2 separate regions of the Homo sapiens genome follow, and region 2 is linked to region 1. A link is a loop called in an ENCODE intact Hi-C map of the cell type or tissue named here. Cell type or tissue: PC-3. All regions are shown on one strand. Each heading gives the region's core, and the rest is flanking DNA. Links, peaks and the distances in the headings are about the cores only.

Region 1 (10,564 bases), core at 1,435-9,434:
CAAACTAATTGTTAACGCCATTAAAAAAAACTAGATCATAACTTTTTTACTACCTTAAAGAGAAACTCAAATATTAAATAACAATATAAACAGAAACTCAGGTAATCTTTTGATATTCATCACTTTAACTGAAAAACATTCATATCTCCATTAATTACCTGAAATTAGCAAAATACTCTTTCTTTCCCCAAATCTTGGATTATTCTGGGAAGATAGGCAGACCAACACTTATCACCATTGGTCCTCAGAAAAATGAACTGGGAGAACAAGAAAATTGACATTATTTTAAAAGTGCTTTGACATAGGCAGTAAATCAGGGGACACATTAACGAAGTAAGGCAGATATACTATAGAGGTAAAGAGTTAAATCTAAATTATTTATGAAAAAAATTACTTCTTTTTAAATGTTAATGTTTAAAAGAACCCTATTCTAGAAGGAACTTGTTTGAACTTTTAAAAGTATGCCAACCTTAGAGTGGCTAATAACAATAGTTTTATGAGCAAACTAGAAATTGTTCTTGCAAACATACTAGTTTTTGACCTGCTAGGGAATAAAATTTAAAGAAAAAAAAAAAACTTTGCTAGCTCTGACATCCACTGGGAAATAATATGCTGGTCTCTCTCCCGAGGTCTTGCCGTTTTCTAGCAACAATCATGAAACAAAATAGAACCTTTCTTCTTCCTCTCTCTTTGCAAATTCTAATCAGCTTGTGTAGGAGGGAAAAGAGCAAATGCTGAACCGGGAGGGTGAAAGTTATCTGGTTTTAGCAGAGATTATTGAGATAAAATGAGGAAAGTAGAGGAAAGCACTTTCAAATATAATGCATGATACGCAGGAAGGCTACAGGAAACGGAAAGAAGTGTTTTCCTGGGCCTGGTAGGGCTTGAAACATGAAAGAACAATGAAAAGTTAAGCATTAAGCATTATTACTCCCAGCATTAAGGAAACGTGATTTCATCTTTCTCAAGCTGAAAACACACACACACACACACACACACACACACACACACAGTTTCTGAAACACACACACACACAAATTCCAGTATATATTTGAACTTTGTTTTGTCCCAACCCTTGACTTCTTACAGCTAGGTCAGTGTGTCCCCTCCCTACCTCAGTCTGGACACCATAAAAAAGAAAACAAGTTATTCAGCCCAGCGATGCAAGGTCTTCGGGTTTCTCATTCAACATTTTATACTTTGATCCCTGAGGTAACGGAAAATCCTCATCGCCTAGACTTTCATTGGTTCCTATCAGCTCAGCTGGAAAGGGTGGCAAGTGGGACAATCCTGAAGAAAAAAGAGTCACCCCCACGTCCTAAAGTACTTGGAAGTGCTCGCTGGGATCTGCCTGTACTCCAGGTTGGTGCAACTCCACCGCCCTCCAGTGAAGTCCCAGAAGCGATCAAGTTTAAAGTGAAAGGGGGATGGAAGCATTTTTTCTCCCTATGCCTTCGGAGTCTGTGGCTTCAGTTTGCTGCAGGTTCTCTCCGTGGACTTCTCAGAAACCTCAACTTTCCACTTCGAGGGACAGAAAGCTACAAGGAAAACGCTGATGGTTTTGGTGGAGATTCTCCTGGACTTCAGTGGTGTCCTCTGGTACATCTGTCCGCGGTGTCCCTTTGGTTTATTTCTGTGGTCTTCCTGCGCAGTCCCTCAGCGGCTCGGAGTTTGGCCTTCCAGCTCTCCAACTCAGATCCTGAGCCTCCTAAGCTCCCGCGGAGACCCTGAAGTCCCGGATCTGGCGCCGCTCGCCGACCTGGAGGGAGGCTGCACCGCTGAAGTGCAGTCTCGGAGCTGCGCTCCTCTGGAACAAAGCAGCCAGACGTGGCTTGAGTGGATTCCTAAGCCAAGGATTGGATCCGGAGTACCAGGGGCAGAGAGGGGGAGCAGAGGAAAGAAAGGAGATGTGAGGAGTTTCCACCTAAAGCACTTCACTCCTCGTGTTCTTCCCCGACAGAGATAGCTGTGTGGTTCTTCCTTACGCGTGGGTGCAGGTGTGCGCGCTTGGGGTGAGCCCATGGTTGTGCTCGAGTATACGGGCGCCTGTGCACCTCCAGGGCAATGGTAAAGCCTGGCAGAGCTCTTTTTGGAACAAAATGAAGGAGCTCCATATCCACGGAGGCCACCCGTATGGGCCTTTGCCAAGTAGGGCAGAAGAAGCCCTTGTTAGCCAGCTTCCCTTTGCAACTTCCTACTCTTCCTTTGGGTACAGACTGGTGTCTGGGCTAGCTAGGATCACAGCTGAGAGCGAAGGTGCTCTCAGTGTCCGAAGACCACGTGCTGGTGAACCCACAATGAGAAGCGAAAGGGTTTCAGGACTCTAGCAGAAAGGAAGAGCAAGATTTCACTCAGGGTTTCTTAGAAGAAAGAGTTAACTTTGCTCACTGGCTTTTCCAGGATGGAGGGAGTGGGGATAGGGTCGGGGAGAGAAGCATTGGGAGTCTTGTCGGAGTCTCAAGCAAAACCAGGCGAGGGCTCCGGGCAGATCCATTCCCGCAGGGCCCTGTCTAACCTCCTTTCCAGTCGCACCTCTTTCCTGCTTTAGACCCTGCGTCTGTGCCGGTGACCTTAGAGACTAGGTCTGGCTTATGAAGACTGTTGGGCTCCCTTTCTGCCCTTCACATAGTAAAATGTGACCAACTGCAGTATTCGTAATGTCTGATGCTGAGCTGAGTTGATTCCCAAATATAAATGTTCTTTTCAGAATCCGCTCCCATCTGATTAGTAAGCAAATCACCACCCACAACTAAGGGGACAGCGGAAGCCAGCCTCAGATGACTGAAACCCCCAAGTCAGTAGCTCTCCTCAAAATTTCCGGCGGGTTATTATAGATAATGACTTTTCCCACCGCCCTAAGCAGCCGAAGCTTGACTCAGTGATGATTCTCTCTATCCCGTAACTGCGAGGAAGTGGGCGATCAGCAAATTGCCCTTTTGCAGGAGGCTGGGGACGCCCCTGGAAGTTCGCTTTCATTCTCCAGGTTTTCTGCCTTTTCCCTTCCCCCTTCCTGCAACGCCCCCGCGCCTCCTCAGCCTGGGGATTTCCTGGCGCTTCGCCGGCCCTCTCCGCAACCCCCTGATAAATCGGTTCAGAACCAGTCTGGCTGGGAGGCCCGAGGGCTGACAGCAGCGGAGCGGCCCCGGCCGGGGTCTCACGGACTCTCGGGGTCTGGCCGACACGGCCGCTCCCGTCACTGCAGCGCGGGCTGAGCTCACGGCCGCGCGCCCGCCGCCGCCGCCGCCGCCGCCTTCATGCTGCAGCGCAGGGCTCAGTTCCACGCGGCCAGGAGGCCGCCGTTGCCCACACGCGACGCTTTGGGAAGCCCAGCTCCCGGGTCCGCCCCGGCCGCGGCCGCAGCCCCGGACCTCGGCTGCTTGCCTCGCGCCTGAACTGCGGACTCGCCCCAGCGCGGTGGCCAGCGGGCGGGGCGCTGTGTTCCGCGGCGCGCAGGGAGGCGGTGAGCGTGTGCAGAGCTGCCCGAACGGAGGACTATGTATGTGTGTGCGCGTGTTTGCGTGTGTTTGAGCGTGTTTTTCCTTCTTCCCTTGAGGATGTGAATTGTTTAGCAGCTGGCTGCTCCCTTAGGATCCTTGACTTTGGGGAGCTCTGGCTGTGAACACAGCCCACCCATATAATCCATTTTGCACGGTCCGTTATATCAGAAAAAAAAAGCGCAACTGGACGGGGGTGGGGCAGACCAACGAAACCTAGACAGACACACACACACTCAGAGGAGAGAGGAAGAATTGAAAGACTTGAGAAGACTTTGATAACCTCCCTGCTGGCCCTTCTGTGTTCCGGAAAGATCCTGGATGTTGGCTACCTTTTCAAGTCATCTTGGCATGTCTCTAGTGTTTTGTAAGCCGCTTTCCAGCTAGCTGCGTGTGTGTGTGCGCGCGCGTGTGTACGCGCGCGCCTATCTGATGCATTTGACTGTCTTTTATCCAACTGCCCAGAAGCAAATGTGTTAACTCGGCGATGCCCCTTCATGCCCGGGTTCTTGCAGAGCTCTGAGGACGCCCAGACCCATTTTCCTGGCTGGATTTGGAGCGGCTGCTGGGCTGTGGACCCAGGTGTGTGGATCGCTTTACCCAGAAGCTTGGAAAGCGCCAATATTAACCTGCTTCCAGGTACATCACAAGGTCAAGAGAGTGTCTTGCAGCCCTCTTGTTTCCGTGTATCTACACCTTCTTCTCTTGGCCAGAAGGATATTTACGTTTTGGTTCACAGCATTTGAAGCCAAAAGTTCAGCCCTTCGAACTGGTTTGCTATACAAAACAAAACAAAACAAATAAGGTAATGAGGATTGCTTATTAAACTGCTTAACAAAATCCCCGACTCTTCCTCAGCCCTTTCTCGGCTCCCTCCTCCCCACCAAAATGTCACCAGCTCTTGAATTACGTGGATTCGGGTTGGAGGAGAACTTGAAGGAAACGTGATTAAAGGGCTATGCGAGAACGCTCTCTTTGCTGCCCGCGGTCCGGTGGGCTTCGAAGCCAATCGTGAGAAGGACCGGTTCCCTCCGTGCTGCTTCCTCCCCGTGCAGTGCTGGGTGTGCGTGTGCGAGTGTGAGTGCAAGTGCGCGCGCGCCCGGGTGCGAGTGTGTGTGAGTGTGAGCGTGTGTCTGTGTGTGCGTGCGCGGCCGCCCTGCCTCTGCCCGCTCCCCGGGCGCGGAGCCGCGGGTTTCATGGGGCGATTGCAGCGATTCCCCCACCCAGAGCGACCTGCGGGCAGCGGCGGCAGTGGCAGGAGCCGCCTTTCCGATTCCCTACGATGCGGGTGCTGAGCTATGGCAAAGGGCAGCGAAGTGACGAGCGAGACCCGCGTACGACTGTGAAAGCCACCTGGAGCCACCTTGCCGGGATTGTACCTGCAGGCAGAAAGTCTTCCTACGACCGTCTTTTCCCTTAGAGGCACCAGGTAACAAACCAACGATTACTCGCCTCACCCAATTTCCTTTTGATCTTGTTTCTAGTGTCTTATCTGCATTGCAGGCTACTTTACTTATTAATGTTTTGAAAATCATTGGGAAGGGTTGGGTATCCAAGGGCGCCTGCTCTGTGATTTTGTAATACGATTTCTAGTAGGTGAAATATAAATCTATACCTAAGCACTTAATCTAGTAGTGAAAGCTTTGAGAATATGGATGTGCTCCACCCTGAGGATATTTTTTGAGAGCTAGGCGTGTGGAACCTGTCTGAAGATGCCAGAGATCAAAATTCTGTGTTTCCTTCAGGCTGTGGTTGCCACGGACCATTTGGTACCCAACCCTTTCCAGATTGTGAAGTGTGAGTGGGTGTTTGGTTTCCACCCATCATTTAAACCAAAGATCTTTTCTACCCTTTTCTACCTCTGGTGCCAGGTTGTTTTCCTTTCCTTGTTGTGGAGGAGCTTGCCAGATCTTTTTAGTAGTTGTAAATTACGCATCTGGAGACTTTGACTCGAAATGGAGTTTTCTTGGAACTTGGTTTGCATGAAAGGGAATACATATTGTCACGGCTGTGTGTCTTGAGATATGGTGTTTAACTGCCAGGACGTGCTTTTATGTAGCAGAATAAATCCATGAAAGAAGTCATTTTTATATCTAGCAGAACCAGGCTAAAACGATAGCCACCACCCAACATTCTCTCCAGCTGTATTGTCCCCGTCACGGACACGCAACTCCTTTGCGCGTTTTTTTGTTGTTGTTGTTTGTTTGTTTGTTTTATCCCTGTATAATAGATATTTTGAATTTTTTTTTTCCGGTGCCTTGATTTACAAGGAGCAGGTTGGATTTGCGACTGCCTAATTAACATATTGGGTCTGGTATGTTAAAATGAGATTTCCATGGCCGGCTGAAGCAGAACAAATTTAGTTAACTTCCAAAGCCCTTTACCCTGGCGCCTTTTTTTCCCCTGAATTCCCTTTCGTCTTATCTCAGCGCCCGCCCCCATCGGAAAATTTCACTCCTTTCTCGAAGACATTAGAATTAACAAGATAAAGCACTTCCAAAGTAGTCTCATCAATGTTTTATTCCATAGTGAAGACGGTCTGAATAATTTAACTAAGGAGTGTTCGTTTGTCTCCCGCCTTTGGGAGCTGCTTGCTGGCTACATTCAGCGGAGGATTTGGCCCAGCCAAGCTCAGGGTGCCCTGCTTCAGGAGGCAGTGACTGGGGCTGCTGGGGGGCGGGGGGTTCTCTTTGCTAACGCCGTTTAGGAAGTGTAGGGGCGCTGCCTGATTTTCCCCCACTCGCTGCATTTCTATAGATATCCATATGATGGCATTTGCAGACTTCTAGCTGGCCGATAGCTGCTCTGCTTGTCCCTGCGCACTGACGTCCCCAACTCCTCTTCGAGTCTGGGCTCGGCTGCTGCTGCAGCCCTCGCAGGCTGGTGGTGCTACAAGGCCATGTATGCAGCGGGCTTTGGGGGCTGGGCTCTGCCACTGCAGCTGGCAGGACGGCTTTGACACTTTCTCCGGGCAGGGCGGAAGAGCTCAGCGGACCCCCTGGCAGACAGCAAGCGCATCGTGGCCGAGGCGGCCGCCTGGATGCGAGAGGAGGGAGATGCCCAGAGCCACAGAGGAGCGTGGAGGGCGGTGGTGTCCTGTCTTTGCCTGCAAAACCTTTCTCTCTCTCTCCCTCCCCGCGACAATGAATATTGAAGAATATGGAAGGAAAGCTGGCTACAAAAATGTCTTGATATTCAAATACTGCATGATTTATCAGGATTAAAAACCTGAAGCTAAGTGTGTATTTCCTAGATTTCCATTTATTCCTCTTTCTTCCCTCCCTTCTTGCTCTCCTCGGTTTGATCATGTCATTTATACCCGTATTGTTTCTAGTTGAAACACCTCTGTAAAGTCAACTAACCTCCCTCTCCCACCTGGTACCCAATAAACGTGAAAGAGGAGAACATGATTTCCACTCTTCAGATAGATTTGCTTTGTAACTTCTAGCTCCAGGGATAACCAAGGAATGATACAGAAGATATCTCGACTTTAACAGAACTTTACCCCTCTGAGGTCCCAGGGAAGGTAAAAAAAAAAAAAAAAAAAAAAGTGTATTGCCTGGATTAAATAATGAAATAAATGAAAGGTAACAGATAATTGGGAATAAATTTAAAAAAGGATTTTTTTCTTTTATCTTCTCTCTTTTTTTTTGTCTTTTAATGAATTTACTTCTAATCCTCTTATCACTCAGAAAATCTTAGAAATCTGATTTGTGTATTCTAAACGTCTGACAAGGACCCCACTTTGTCCTCCCAAATTACCCCAGAATACTATTACAACAGTATTGATATCATACTTACAATATTTGTTAGCAAGTAACTCATACCTATCTAGAGAGTGCACAAGAAAAAAGAAATGCTGGTGAATATAGGTACTTGGAAAATAAGGTGTTTTCATCACCTCCCACCTATTTCACTTTCTTCTGGCCTTTTCCCACTAAGGACTCGATTTTTGCAGGTTAAGCTTTGTTCTTCCGCCCTCAGCCTCAGGGAAGGCAAAGCAAATGCATTAAAATGGATGCTGAATGCTCAGAAACCTGAACATAGATGATGGTGTGATGCATGTTTGAAAATGTCACTCATTGGTGCAGATTGGAGTTAGGTTAAAGGTCATAACTAAATAGAGCTACTAGCACAAGGTTACATGCACAGAAGTTCCTAAGGCGGGGGGAAAATATTTCTGCCACCTTTTTCTTCTCCCTTTTCTGGAAAAATGGAGAGGGTACAAGTTACTTTGAAAATCTAAGTCCACTGTCCTTGTTAAGAATTGTCTTTAAGTAGAGCTGGCCTGGCTCACTAGCCTGGTTCATTGATGAGTTAACACTTCAGGTATTGATAGGAAATTTCCCAGCCAAAAGCCTCCTTCTTTGTAAGCCCTCTTTTAGTCACTATTAATAGGGACAGAACAATAAGATATCTATAAGAACAAGCATAAGCAGATAGGTGAAAAGAAGTTGTCACTTGATTCTTGTACCTCGGATAATTTCTTTTAGTCATTTTTTTCCCTTTCTCTTTTCAAGAGGAGAATGACCTTGAACACCAGCCTTCTGTTCTTTCACATACGTCTCTCCTTCCCTCATAGATCTAATGTGTATATGAGCACACACACCTTGTTTTTGAAATATGAGATTCCTGTGCTGGTGTTTTGGGAGAAGTTCATAAAGGTTTAGTTCTGACTGATAGCAGCCAGAAGTGATTTCTTTCCTTTTTCTCAAGAGGCGATGGCAAGACCTGTAGTTACCTGTGGGAGAATACCCCCACCCTATTCCCTCTTCAATTATTTTTGTCTCCTCTGTCATTAAATGGATTTTGGGTGTTAAAGCAGTATCTAGTTATGGCATTGGTGTTTAAATGATCTTCATATGTTATATCATGTTTTATCACTCTTTCATCTTTTCATAAATGACCGTCATTTTCCTTTGTCCATTTATATCAGTGATCTGGATCTTCTTGCTGTTTGAAGCACTTTTGGCTTAGTAGTTTTGCTGAGTTTTCTTGCTGGTGAAATTGAGATCTTGCTTTCTGCTGACCTATTGCTGTGATATATGGTTGGGATGAGATGCTTGCAGGTATCTAACAATATTTCTGCCTCTACATGAAACTACTGCATAATATCTACTAAATTATATATTTAAAAATAAATGTGTCATAAATAAGATTGCTAATAAGTATTATTGCCAATTTTGAGGCTGGGAAAAGGAAGCTACTTGAAACTTCCTAAAGGCTTAACTGGCTAACCTATTAGCTTATTTCAGTGATTTTTATTTTCTGTTTACTTAAAAATGTAACATATTGGCGTTATCTTCAGGGTTTTGTATGTAGTATAATGAATTTTATGTTTTATGTATTATTGAAGAGTAAAACTGGAAATTTGGACCTTATAGGTGTGAGAGCCCCTAGAATACATAACTAGCAGATAATTTTGCTAAATCATTCCAATGACACACATGTGCATAACTCTGTCTTGTTCAACAAGCCTTGAGAGTGAGACTTCTTATTCTGGTTGCAGAGCCCACATTTTTATTCCCATGGCATCCTTCAATCATTGAGGACTATTTAGAACCTAAGGCTGTATAATTTGTTCATTACATGGTATGTGCATGGTGAAATTAAGAAGTATTATGTTCATAATTATTGAAGCTATTCCAGTTAGAGGTGAACCATTTTTAGTATGCTCTACCAACATAAATTGTATGTTATTATGAAAATTCCAGTTTCATATAACAGAAGACAGAAATATAAGAATTTAATTCAAAGATAACCAATGCTACTTTTAAGCTTTTTCATCATATTGTTGTGAAAGATACTGTGTTGACAAAATGATTTTTAATAAACATAATTTAATTTTACATAAACATTTTATGTGACATAATTTAATACTAATTATGAAGTTGGTTAATAAGTGATAAAAATTACAATGGAATTACATGGTTATATAACTCTGCTGTCTATCATTTTACTGATTCCAAGTAAACCACATGAAAAGGATTTATTGTTTAAACTACAAACTACATTTGTAATATTTCTCAGAAATTGGTTTTCATAGACAATGTTTAAGTTACATGGTCATATTGGCAGGAAAATGTCAACCGACAAGTTTTGCTCTTCTTAGAAAATATGTCTTCTTTGGGCATATACCCAGTAATGGGATTTCTGGGTCAGATATTATTATGGTTCTAAGTCTTTGAGGAATCACCACACTGTCTTCCACAATGGTTGAACTAATGTACATTCCAACCATGGCACATATTTACCTATGTAACAAACCTGCACGTGTACCCCAGAACTTAAAATAAAATAAGAAAATATATCTTTTTACAAAAGAAATCTATCAAAACTCAAAGCTCACACTGTTCTTGCATTTTTTTTTGTGGGAACATATATATAATTTATTGCTCTAAAAAATCTTCCCAACAAATATTTCGAAAATGGCATTATAATCCTTGTGGAAAACAATTGTAGAATTTTGATAGAAAATGGAATCTATTTTAGATTTTACAAGAATAAAAGACTCTAGAAAAGAAGTAATACAATAAATGATTAAGGTTTCAGCATACTTTTAACAAATTCTGGGAGCAGTTTCTGAATTCTTAGAAAAAAAACAAAAAAACTAATTCATTCAATAGATGCTCAATCAGAAATAGCATATGTAATCAGGAATGGAAGCCTAAACAATGCTGTTTATCTTGATCTATTTTCACTCCACCATGTTCAGCTCTTTTGAGGAAGTGCTCAAGAGCCTTGAAGGACAAACTTCAATTTACTTCTTGATTCCAGTCTTCATTTTTACTCCTTATTTTCTATCTTCAAGTAGGTTTTCCATGGATTTTAGTGGTATTACCTCCCGAGTAATAGAATATTTGTATTAATGTGATTTACTAGTGGGGACATACCAACTACATTACTGTGAAACCTAACTTTCTCTTATCTCCTTTGGAAATATAGGATGTGGTACTTTTCTTATTAATTAGCTCTCCTTTTATTATTTTTTTGTGGTGTGAAGATTTGTCAAGTTTTTGAATGGTTTATTTGCACTTGTTTTTATTAGTGTTTAGACATTTGTACAGTAA
Region 2 (10,564 bases), core at 1,094-9,093, 480 kb after region 1:
CAACTTCATTTTTCAGCTCCAGAATTTCTGTTTAATTCCCTTTAATGATTTCAATCTTTTTGTTAAATTTATCTGATAGAATTCTGAATTCCTCCTCTGGGTTACCTTGAATTTTTTTGACTTTTCTCAACACAGCTGTTTTGAATTATCTCTCTCTGAAAGGCCACATATCTGTTTTTTTCCAGGATTGGTCCCTAGTACCTTGTTTAGTTGATTTGGTGATTTTAGGTTTTCCTGGATGGTCTTGATACATGTAGATGTTTGTCTGTGCTGGCCATTGAAGAGTTAGATATTTATTGTAGTCTCCTTAGTCTGGACTTGTTTGTACTCGTCCATCTTGGGGATGCTTTCCAGACATTTGAAAGGACTTGGGTGCAGTGATCTAAGCTATATCGGCTTTAGGAGGCACCACAAGCCCAGTAATACTGTGATTCTTGCAGATGCATAAAGGTACCACCTTGATAATCTTGAAGAAGATTTGGAATAATTATCTGGATTACCAGGCAAAGACTCTTTTTCTCTTCTCTGTTATAAGCCACCTGGAAGTGGGTGGTTGTGGACATCACCTCTAAGACTCTGCGGGATCAGACCTAAAGTGAGAACAGTACTGTGTCTCAACGAAGGACCACTGTAACCACTACCTGACTACCACCTATGTTTGTTCAAGGACTTGGGACTCTACAGTCAGCAGACAGCAAAGTCAGATAGGCTGGGTCCTTCATTTCTAGGCAGTGAGTTCCCCCAGTCCTCAGATGTGTCCAGAGGTGCTGTCTGGGATCTAGAGACTGGAGTGAAAATCCTTTGAAGTCTATCTGGTGTTGTACTGTACTATGGCTAAGCTGTAACTCGAAACACAAGATGCAGCCCTTCCCACCCCTTTACAAAGGCTGAGGTTCCTTACCCTATGATTACCATCACCACAGGCCCACTGGGAGTACTGAAGACTACCACTGATGTTTCCTAAAGGCCCAGGGTCTCTTAAGTCAGCTTGTGGTGAATGCTGACTTTGCCTGGGACTCACTCTTCAGGGTTGTAGGCGCTCCTCTGGCCCAGGGTGGGTTCAGAAATGCCCTCCAAGAGCCAAGTTCTTGAACTGGGGACTCCAAGAGTCTGCTTGGTGCTCTACCTCATTGTGGCTGAGCTAGTACCTGAATCTGGCAAGTCTCTGAGTCTCACCCAAGGCCATTGACATAGTAGCTAGGTAACACTGCTAGTTATTCAGGGCCCAAGGGCTCCTCAGTTAGCAGGTGATGAATCCTGCCAGTACTAGGCCATTTCTTTCAAGGCAATGGGCTCCCTTCTGGCCCAGAGTGTGTCTACAAATGTCATCCAGGAGCTAGGGCCTGGAAAGGGGGCCTCATGACTCTGACCGGAGCCACATTCTGCTGTGGCTGAGCTGGTATTCAAGATGCAAGATAAAGTCTTCCCTATTCTGCCCTTTCCTCTCCTCAAGTGGAGGGAAGGGATATCTTTTGGAGCCATAAACTGTGCAGACTGGGTTTAGAGGAGAGATGATACCGACACTCTCTTAGCTTTCCCAGCTGGTGCCTCAGTAGGTTGCTCTAGCCCCTAGTCTGCTGTCTCTGGTCCCTGTTCAGCACTAGGACTTGTTTAAGATTTGCAGTCCTAGTGTCCTAGACCACCTTTCAGGTTTATTTGGAGCCTCGGTGCACTTTAGCCCATGGTGGTGAGGCTTGTGAGATATCAATTTCTCACCACTCGCATTGTCAATTCCCCTCTGCCTAGGACTGAGTTCAATGCTCCCTCCATGGGTGACCACAAGCTCAGTTGGGTCTCATTTTGTTCTTTATTATAATAAGGCAACTCTGAGTTCAATGCATCATCATTTTTGGACTCTCCCTCTTCCCAGTGCACAAAAATGCTCTCCACATCACACCGCCACTTAAAGGGGATTCGGAAGGAATGACGTTTTTAACTTAAGACCCTCTTCGGTGCATCTTTCAGCAACATGAATTAAAAACAACATTCTGTGAGTGCTCACCTGACTTTTTGCCTGTTATGAAGGTGTTTTTTGTGTGTAGGTAGTTGTTAAATTGGTGTCCTTGTGGTGGGGTGGTGGCGGCGATGATCAGTGTAGCCTTCTATTTTGCCTTCTTGCTCTTCCCCATGTCCTAGAATGTTTTCCTATATGACGTATGACAAGAATTCAGTTTTTATCTTCTTCCTGTAGTTTTTTAGTGAGGTTATTATTATTTAATAAATAGGTCCTTCTTTTCCCAACGTTGTACTTAAGATGTTTTTGCCATTATCAGGAGATTAGATTAGCGTGGCTTCATTTATATATATGTGTGTGTATATATACATAAAATAATGTATAAACAATGTATATTAGTTTTTATTTGTATTTTATATAGAAATTTTCTATTAAATTTGTATATTAAAGGGGGACATCGATATTTTTACATTTTGATTATTTTCATTCAAGAACATGTTATAACTAATTTATTCAAATATTATGTTGTGTTTCTTAAAATCATTTTTCATAGTTGGGATATTTGTTATATTAATTTGTCTGCATTTTAACTTTTGGTTGCTATTTCAAAGAGAATATATTTGCTTGCCATTTTTTAAGTTTTTGTTTCCTAGAGTAATAAAAAATTGATCTTTGTAATATTTTGGAGCCAGATACTTTCGTATATTATCATATTAATTTTCAGGTTTTCATATTCAAGATATTTGCTTTTATGTTTTCTGATATTCAATGTATATTAGTTTCTGTTTGTATTTTATATAGAAATTTTCTAAGTATGAGTTTCGACTTTTATCAAATGACTTTTTATCATCTACTGAGTATCACAGAAATATTTTCCCTTTAAAATGAAAAAAAAAAGCCAACAGCTGGGCAACACTGCCTTAGAAGATTTGACAAATATAGTTACCTATCAAACATCTAAATTATGGAAAATTATTCCAACTAAATGAAAAGCAATACAGGAGGCTGTGGAAGACACATACAGCTGTGTGATTAAGGTGGAGGTTTGGGGAAGAAACAACAATAACAAAACAAGTGCAGAGTCAATATTTCAACTTCGCAGGCAATAATGTCAAATATATAAAGTGCAAATCAGTTATTTCAGTTGTGACTAAATTTAAGGTCTTTATATCCAATTACTTCTGGTTATAAAATGAATAGAAGGAGCAAGAAAAGAGAAAGATGATTTGAACCCAAATTTTAAGACAACAAGATTTAAAACACAAAGTTATACACAATATAGAAGATTGTGATATTTGGGAATTCTCTGTGTGTGTGTGTACGTGTTTTATAGAGAGTGTGTGTGTGTGTGCATGAGAGAGAGAGAGATTATATCTATACCTCTGTCTGAAAAACTCATTGAAAATGAAGAAAAAAGCTAAGAGAGTGAAATTGACCTCCAAGTGATGTTCAGAGTCAAGGCTGTTTTTCTCATATTAGAAAGCAGTTTACTTCATGCTGTTTTTGAGAAGGTGTCTTTTGAAACACTCAGTGATACAGTACTGAGTGGCAACAGCAGGAGGTAGAATGGGTTTTCTATCTTCAGTTTGGCAGACAGGGCTATTGAAACTACATGAAACTATAGGGTCAAGGATCATATCATCTTAAAGGCCATGTGGTGTTTTTTGTTGTTGTTATTGTTATTTTTTCAAGGCTGGAAGAATGTAAGTTTTTCAGTTTGGTATTTGGATCCAAAAGTTTGGAAGGAGATACTTTTGTATGGAAAAATAAATAAATAAAACAAGGTATTTAGCCTTGATATAAACTGTGTTAAGATGACACAATGGTAAGTTTTACTTGTAAATAAAAAGTGAAAAAGTAGAATTATTATATAATAAAGTACTGGTGGAATGCATTAATGCAATATAAAAAGTTAGAGTTAGGTAAAATTTTAAATTTCCAGGTAAGTATAAAATTTGTATATGTTTGATTTAAGAATAAAAGAGTGTTGTATATTTAGTTATTTCAAATAAAATTTAGTTCAGTTAGAAAGTATCTTCCAATATAATTTTTTATTAAATTTTATTAAGACATTCACCATCTTAGAAATGGTACTAATATGGCATTGCCATATTGCAATCTCTCACCTTTTAAAATTCACTCATTCATTCACATTGATGGAGCTCCTAGTTGTGCCAGTCACCATTCATATTCTTGGGCTCCATCAAGGAACCAAATAAAAATATTTGCCCTTATGAAGCTTATATTGTAATTGAGGAGACATATAGTAAACATAACAGAAAAGTAACATTATGCATTTTATAAAATGTTGCAAAATGATAGGTGTTATTAAAAATATAAGAAAAATGGGCTGAGGGAGTAATGCAATGTTAGGGTGAATGAAATGGTGATATTAGAGCAAGACTTGATAAGGTGAGGAAATTAACAGCTGATTGTCAGGTTGGAGAGTGGTGAAAGCAGAACTAGAGTAATTGCAAAGGCCCTAAGGGGGAGTATACTTGACAGTTACCAGGAATTTTAAGAAAACCATCTCAGCTAGAAGAGAGTGAACCATTGAGAGAATGGTAGGAAATGCAATCAGAAGTAAAGGAAAGGAAGGATTAGAACCTTGTAGTGGCTTTTATTCTGACCGTATTATGGATTCAGTGAGAGTTGTATGCAGAGGTTGCAGAGGAATGTCCTAATCTAATCTGATTTACATTTTTTTAAGGATTACTATAGCTATCATTTTCTGGATAAAACATGTCAGGGAGCCTGGGCTATGAAAAGTTTTTGGATTAATGGATGTATTTTGAATGTGAAATTTCCAAGTTTTTTTTTTTGTTTGTTTGTTTTTTGTTTTTTTTCTGATAGACAGGATGGAAGGTGTGTTAAAGAGAGTAAGGGTAACTGCAAAGTTTTGGACTGAGTAAGTAAAGGAATAAATTTGCCAACAACTGAGAAACATTGTAGGTGGCTCAGGTCTGGAGGAGAAAAATAACAAATTTGGTTTTATACAAGTTGAGCTGGCATTTATTACAGTTTTAAGTGGAGATGTTTGTATTAATATACAATGTGTTACATGTGTATGCAATATATATTTAAAATATTAGACTTATATAATATGTAGTATATAATAATATACTGTATATAATATAAATTCTTATCAAAATTCTGAAGCAGAGGTATATAATTTGAACTGGAATGCAAAACAAAGTGCAAATAAATAATTAGTAGCTAGTATCAAGAATGGTGGGATAGGAGTTCAATATAAATTTTTTAAAGTATTCTGTTAACAATTTGCTATATAGCCTTGATTGTAGCATTCAATGTCCCCAATCCCCAATTACCAATAACCCTTAGCCTCAATTATCACTTGTAAGGCTGCTATGATACTGTTTTCTCTGTTTTAATTCCAAAAATGAGCTCATTCAAAATACCAAGACTGTTATTGGCAAATAATTCTACACAAAGATAATAAAAAATATAATAAAATGAATTAAACATTTAATTTATTGCAATTAAAAACACTCAGCTATTAGTGGAATTTTTATTTGTTTAAGTTTTGTTTTAGGAAAAGTATCACAATAAAATTTTCTTAACAATTAATGAATACTTTTCTGGTGGATGATATAGATGTGATGCATACAAATGCAAACCTGCAAGAGTCAAGGAAGTTTCCTATATGATTTCTGTCTTCATGCTTATCCATAGTAGAATCAGCTTATGTTCTGCGATGCATTAGGAATGTCATGGATCATACCAATCCGTATTGCAATTACCCAGTAGTCCGTAAATTTATTGAGGATAGTGACTCAGTTATCTTCATCTGAATAATTTGTGAACAGTCATTGACTCATGGTATTTATGGATAAGTTAATAAATGTTTGCTGAATAAAATAATAGAGTCATGGTTCCTTTTTCCTCTGAGTTTACATTTGAAATATGAGAGCATTTAAAAATAAAAATAAAGATCCAATAAAAAATATAAATATTTTGCTTTTAGTAATGGGTGTCCATAAATGAGTCTTTCTATTAATCCTGTAGAAAGCATGAAACACTGCTTTCATTACTTCTATTTAAGGTACAGAAATTTTAAGTGATGTAATGATATATAAAACAGAAATAAGAGGTATAAATGTTTAAAACATTTAGACAGGTTTATCACATTCTGAAGTAAATGTGCATACCTAGAAATAAAGAATATAAAATGTGAAACTGTCAAAATTCAAGTGTTTACTAAAGAAGCTATTTATAAGTCAAATTATGAACATCGAAAGCTTTGCCTTTTACCAGTAATAATTCATTTGGAGTTGTTTTTATAAGTCTTTGTCTTGGGAAACAAATGATTTCACTTAACTAATTGTAATATATGTAGTATAATGTACAAATACAGGGTCAGAGAAAATGTGAAAGTGAAGTCAAGAAATCAAAGAAAGCAAAGTTGCTTACATACAAATCATTAGATGCTACATAGTTACTGTAGTTGAGTTGCAGGGTGACGGTATGTTTTCCTGGTGGACAAAGTGAAATTGAAAATACGACTAGTTGAAGATTTCTCCTGTGCATGTGAAAAAGCAAACCCTGCAAAAAAACATAACTCTCACCAAATTAGCATACAATAACTTCCAAAAAAAGACCAAAAATTTTCTTAGCACCGAGAAAGCAAGGCAAATCACTCCAGTAGCACATAAAGGGAAAGTTTACATGGGTTCATTTCTCTTAGCCACTCTTAGTTAAAAAAAATTAAACGACAGAAATTAAATCAATAAAAACAAACATTTAGAAGGCCACATATTGACCCAGTAATTATGAGACTTTCTTAGAGTTGCATTCAATACAATAATAAAATTTATTAAAGTAAAAAAAAATCTTTTAAATTTTTAAAATAAATTTTATTTAAAAGTGATCACTTCATCATTGGGGAACATTTGAAATAATATAAATTAGGTATTTTTAGGATAAATATTAAACTACACAAAGACCTCATTTACAAAACCATTAAAATTTTCTAGTAATTTTTTCATTCAACAAATATTTATTGCTCTCTGATAGGGTTTGGCTGTGTCCCCACCCAAATCTCATCTTGAATTGCAATTCCCATAATCTCCATGTGTCATGGGAGGGACCAAAGGGGAGGTGATTTAATAATGTGGGCAATTAGTCCCATGCTGCTGCTCTCATGACAGTGAGTGAGTTCTCATGAGATCTCATGGTTCTATAAGGGGCTTTTTCACCCTTTTGCTTAGCACTTCTCCTTCTTGCCATTCATGTGAAGAAGGATGTGTTTGCTTCCCCTTCTGCCATGATTGTAAGTTTCCTGAGGCCTCCCCAGCCATGTGGAACTGTGAATCCATTAAATCTCTTTCCTTTATGAATTACCTAGTCTCAGGCAGTTCTTTATAGCAGCATGGGAATGGACCTACACATCCTTATTGTGTATTATATTTTCCTGGGCATTGACAATCAACTGAAGGAGAGGGAGACAATCTGGCATTGCAGAGTTTACCATTTTTCTTGGTGTTGGGAAGTGGGGGCATGGAAAAGTGAAAAGGCAGTTAGTATAACATATTAATTGCTATGATGATAGAAATAAAGTGTGCTTTCAGAGGAATTAGGCACTGCCATTTAATGGAATAGAATTAATAACCCAATGTATTAGTTTCCTATTGTAGCCATAACAAATTATTACAAACTTAGTGGCTTAAAAAAACACAAATTGATTCTTTCACAGCTCTGAGTTCAAAAGTCTAAAGTGGTTTGGCAAGGCTGCATTCTCTCTGAAGGCTCTAGGGAAAAATCTGTTTCCTTGCCTTTGCTAGCTTCTAGGGACTGCTTATATTCCTTGACTCATGGCCCTTTCCTCCATTTTCAAAGCCAGCAGCATAGCATCTTCAAATTTCTGTCTCTCTTTCTCTATCCTTTCATAGTCACCTCTTTCTGTAACTGACACTCCTGTCTCTTTCTTTTTAGGACACTTGAGATTACATTGGAGTGACCTAGATAACCCAAAATAACCTCTTCATCTCAAGACTTTTATATTAATCACATCAGCAAAGTTCCTTTTGCCATGTAAGGCAACATACACAAATGTTCCGGGGATTAGAACATGAATATATTTTGGGGTCATTATTCTGCCTACTACACCCAGGGAAGACTCTCTCTCTCTCTCTCTGTCTCTCTCTCTCTCTCCATATATATATATATATATATATATATATATATATATATATATATAATGTAATATATATATAATATATTATATATGTTATATATAATATATAACATATATAATATATATATTATATATGTAATATATATAATATATATGTAATATATAATATATATGTAATATATATTATATATGTAATATATATTATATATATGTAATATATAATATATATGTAATATATATTATATATGTAATATATATAATATATATGTAATATATAATATATATGTAATATATATTATATATATTACATATATATTACATAAGTATATATATTACATATATATAATATATATTTAAAGGAAATACACACATTAAATGTCAAATAATGTCAAATAATGAAGACAAAATATTATCAAAAAGACAATATATTACTCAATAAATGATTTTTGGATAGTTGGTTACCTATTTGAAGAGAAACCATCTATTTAGATGCTTATCTTCCAAATTAATACCAGAGTAATAATTCCACATGAGAATCTTCTATCTCCACAGGATTTCATTGACCATAAACAATAATGGGAAAGGCTTCCCCCAGAGTTTCATAATGTCACTTTAAACAAATGACCACAGAAGCACTTTTATACATCAGCTGTAAAAAATCATAGAATTCTTCAGGGAATGCATTTGTAAACGTATCATGAACTTTCAATTATGCATGTGTTATTGGTAATTGTAATTTTGTCTTGTTTTTAAATATAGAGCATGCTTAATTGTATAAGAAACCTTTACATGAAATGATAGGCATTCTAATGTCTCATTTAGTGGAGTTTGGTAACAATCTATAATTTCCAACATAGTAGCTTAAGTAAAATATTTTACATATATGTAATGGAATATTTTGCAGCTATTAACTTTACAATATGTTTGCACAGAAAACACGTGATATAATCAGCATAGAAATTTCATATATTGGAGACTTTGTTTAATCATAGTTGATCGTCCATACATATTTATCTCTTCTCTACCTGTACCCCACCAAATTACAAAGAAAATGTATGAATTTGATGCTACAGTGCAAATATTTGAATTAATATATGTGCTAAAATTTCAATAAATGGAAGACAGAAAGGAAGTGGAAGCTTCATGAATAACTCAGAAAAGTAGAGAGGAATGAAGCTCAAGGGTCAGATTTCAGACTGTTTCTTATATCTTTGCATGGTTTTATTAATTCATAGTATCCAGATGAAGCTATCTGTGATGGTTAATATTAAATGTCAACTTGATTCGATTGAAGGACGAAAAGTACTGTTTCTGAGTGTACATGGGTGTCTATGGGTGTTGCCAGAGGAGATTAACATTTGAGTCAGTGACCCTCCAATCTGCTGCCAGCACAGCTAGAAAAAACAGGCCGAAGAAGGTGGAAGAAGCTGATTTGCTAAGGGCCTTCATTTTTCTCCCTTGCTGGATGCTTCCTGCTCTGAACATCAGACTTCAGATTTTTAGCTTTTGAACTCTTGGGCTTACACCAGTGGTTTGCCAGAGGCTTTCGGGACTTCGGCCATAGACTTAAGGGCTGCACCGTCATCTTCCCTACTTTTGAGGTTTTGGGACTCAGGCTGAGCCTCTACTCAGGCTTCTCTGCTCCTCAGCTTGCAAATGGCGCATTGTGGGACTTCACCTTGTGATCATGGGAGGTAATTCTCCTTAATAAACTCCGTTTCATATATGCATATATCCTACTATCTCTGTCTCTCCAGAGAACCCTAATACACTTTCATGTTTTCAAGTTTAGGACACATTTAGAAATAGTTGGAAAGAAAGAGGGAGGTCTTTTATCTGACCTCCTGAGTTTTGTAGTAGTAGGTGTGTTCCTGCTCCGCTTACACCAATCTTGAGTAGCCCCATAATAACGAAACTACACTCTTCATGTCAAGGTTTTCTATTCTCTCCCTTAGTTACCATCATTTGTTTTCCCTGAATTCCACCTTACTTGCCACAATCCACCACTTCTTTTAAGTTCTAACCTAAAGAATTTCTTTGATACAAATGTTTTTCTATCTCCCAATTATTATAATTAACTGATTATTTTTATCCTATGACCCTTTGTAGTTCCTTTATAATATACTATCAGACTGTTTAATCTCGTGTGTATATCTCTAGTTTCCATTATTCTGGAAGTCAAGGATACAACTTTGTTCGTCCTCAATGTATAATATTAATGCTGGGTAAATTCAATCTAAAACGAATCTATCTATAAATCTACAAAACACAATATTGTAGATAAATGAATTAATTGGATTCTATTTCCATACTTCATTTGAATTGGCAAATTGTATTTCCTATTATTTGATTTTTTTCACAAAACATAATTCATTTATGTCACAGGATCCTTGGGGTGTCGCTTCACCAGCTGGAAACCTCTATGGCTAATGGTGCCTTTGCCTGAGTTTTTACTC

What was found. Hi-C counts contacts between places; a loop is a spot of excess contacts. Peaks named below come from ENCODE experiments on the same cell type or tissue, not always from the same donor. Only the 100,000 strongest peaks of a DNase experiment are listed, where the experiment ranks them.
Region 2: a loop joins it to region 1, with 6 times the contacts of the local background. A loop is called at or near these places in 2 of 110 quality-filtered maps.

Annotation. Positions count from the first base shown.
Region 1 is chr14:41,603,640-41,614,203 of GRCh38, forward strand. It overlaps LRFN5 (leucine rich repeat and fibronectin type III domain containing 5), which reads left to right and starts at 3,237. Exons shown (of 6, transcript NM_152447.5): 1 at 3,237-4,923. In PC-3, for the core only: a CTCF peak has its summit at 6,355; a DNase peak (open chromatin) is centred at 6,302; H3K4me3 peaks cover 2,930 bases; H3K27me3 peaks cover 7,162 bases.
Region 2 is chr14:42,084,609-42,095,172 of GRCh38, forward strand. No RefSeq gene overlaps it. Among named protein-coding and RNA genes, the nearest start is that of LRFN5, 480 kb to the left of the region's middle. In PC-3, for the core only: no CTCF peak of the experiment used is centred there; a DNase peak (open chromatin) is centred at 5,723.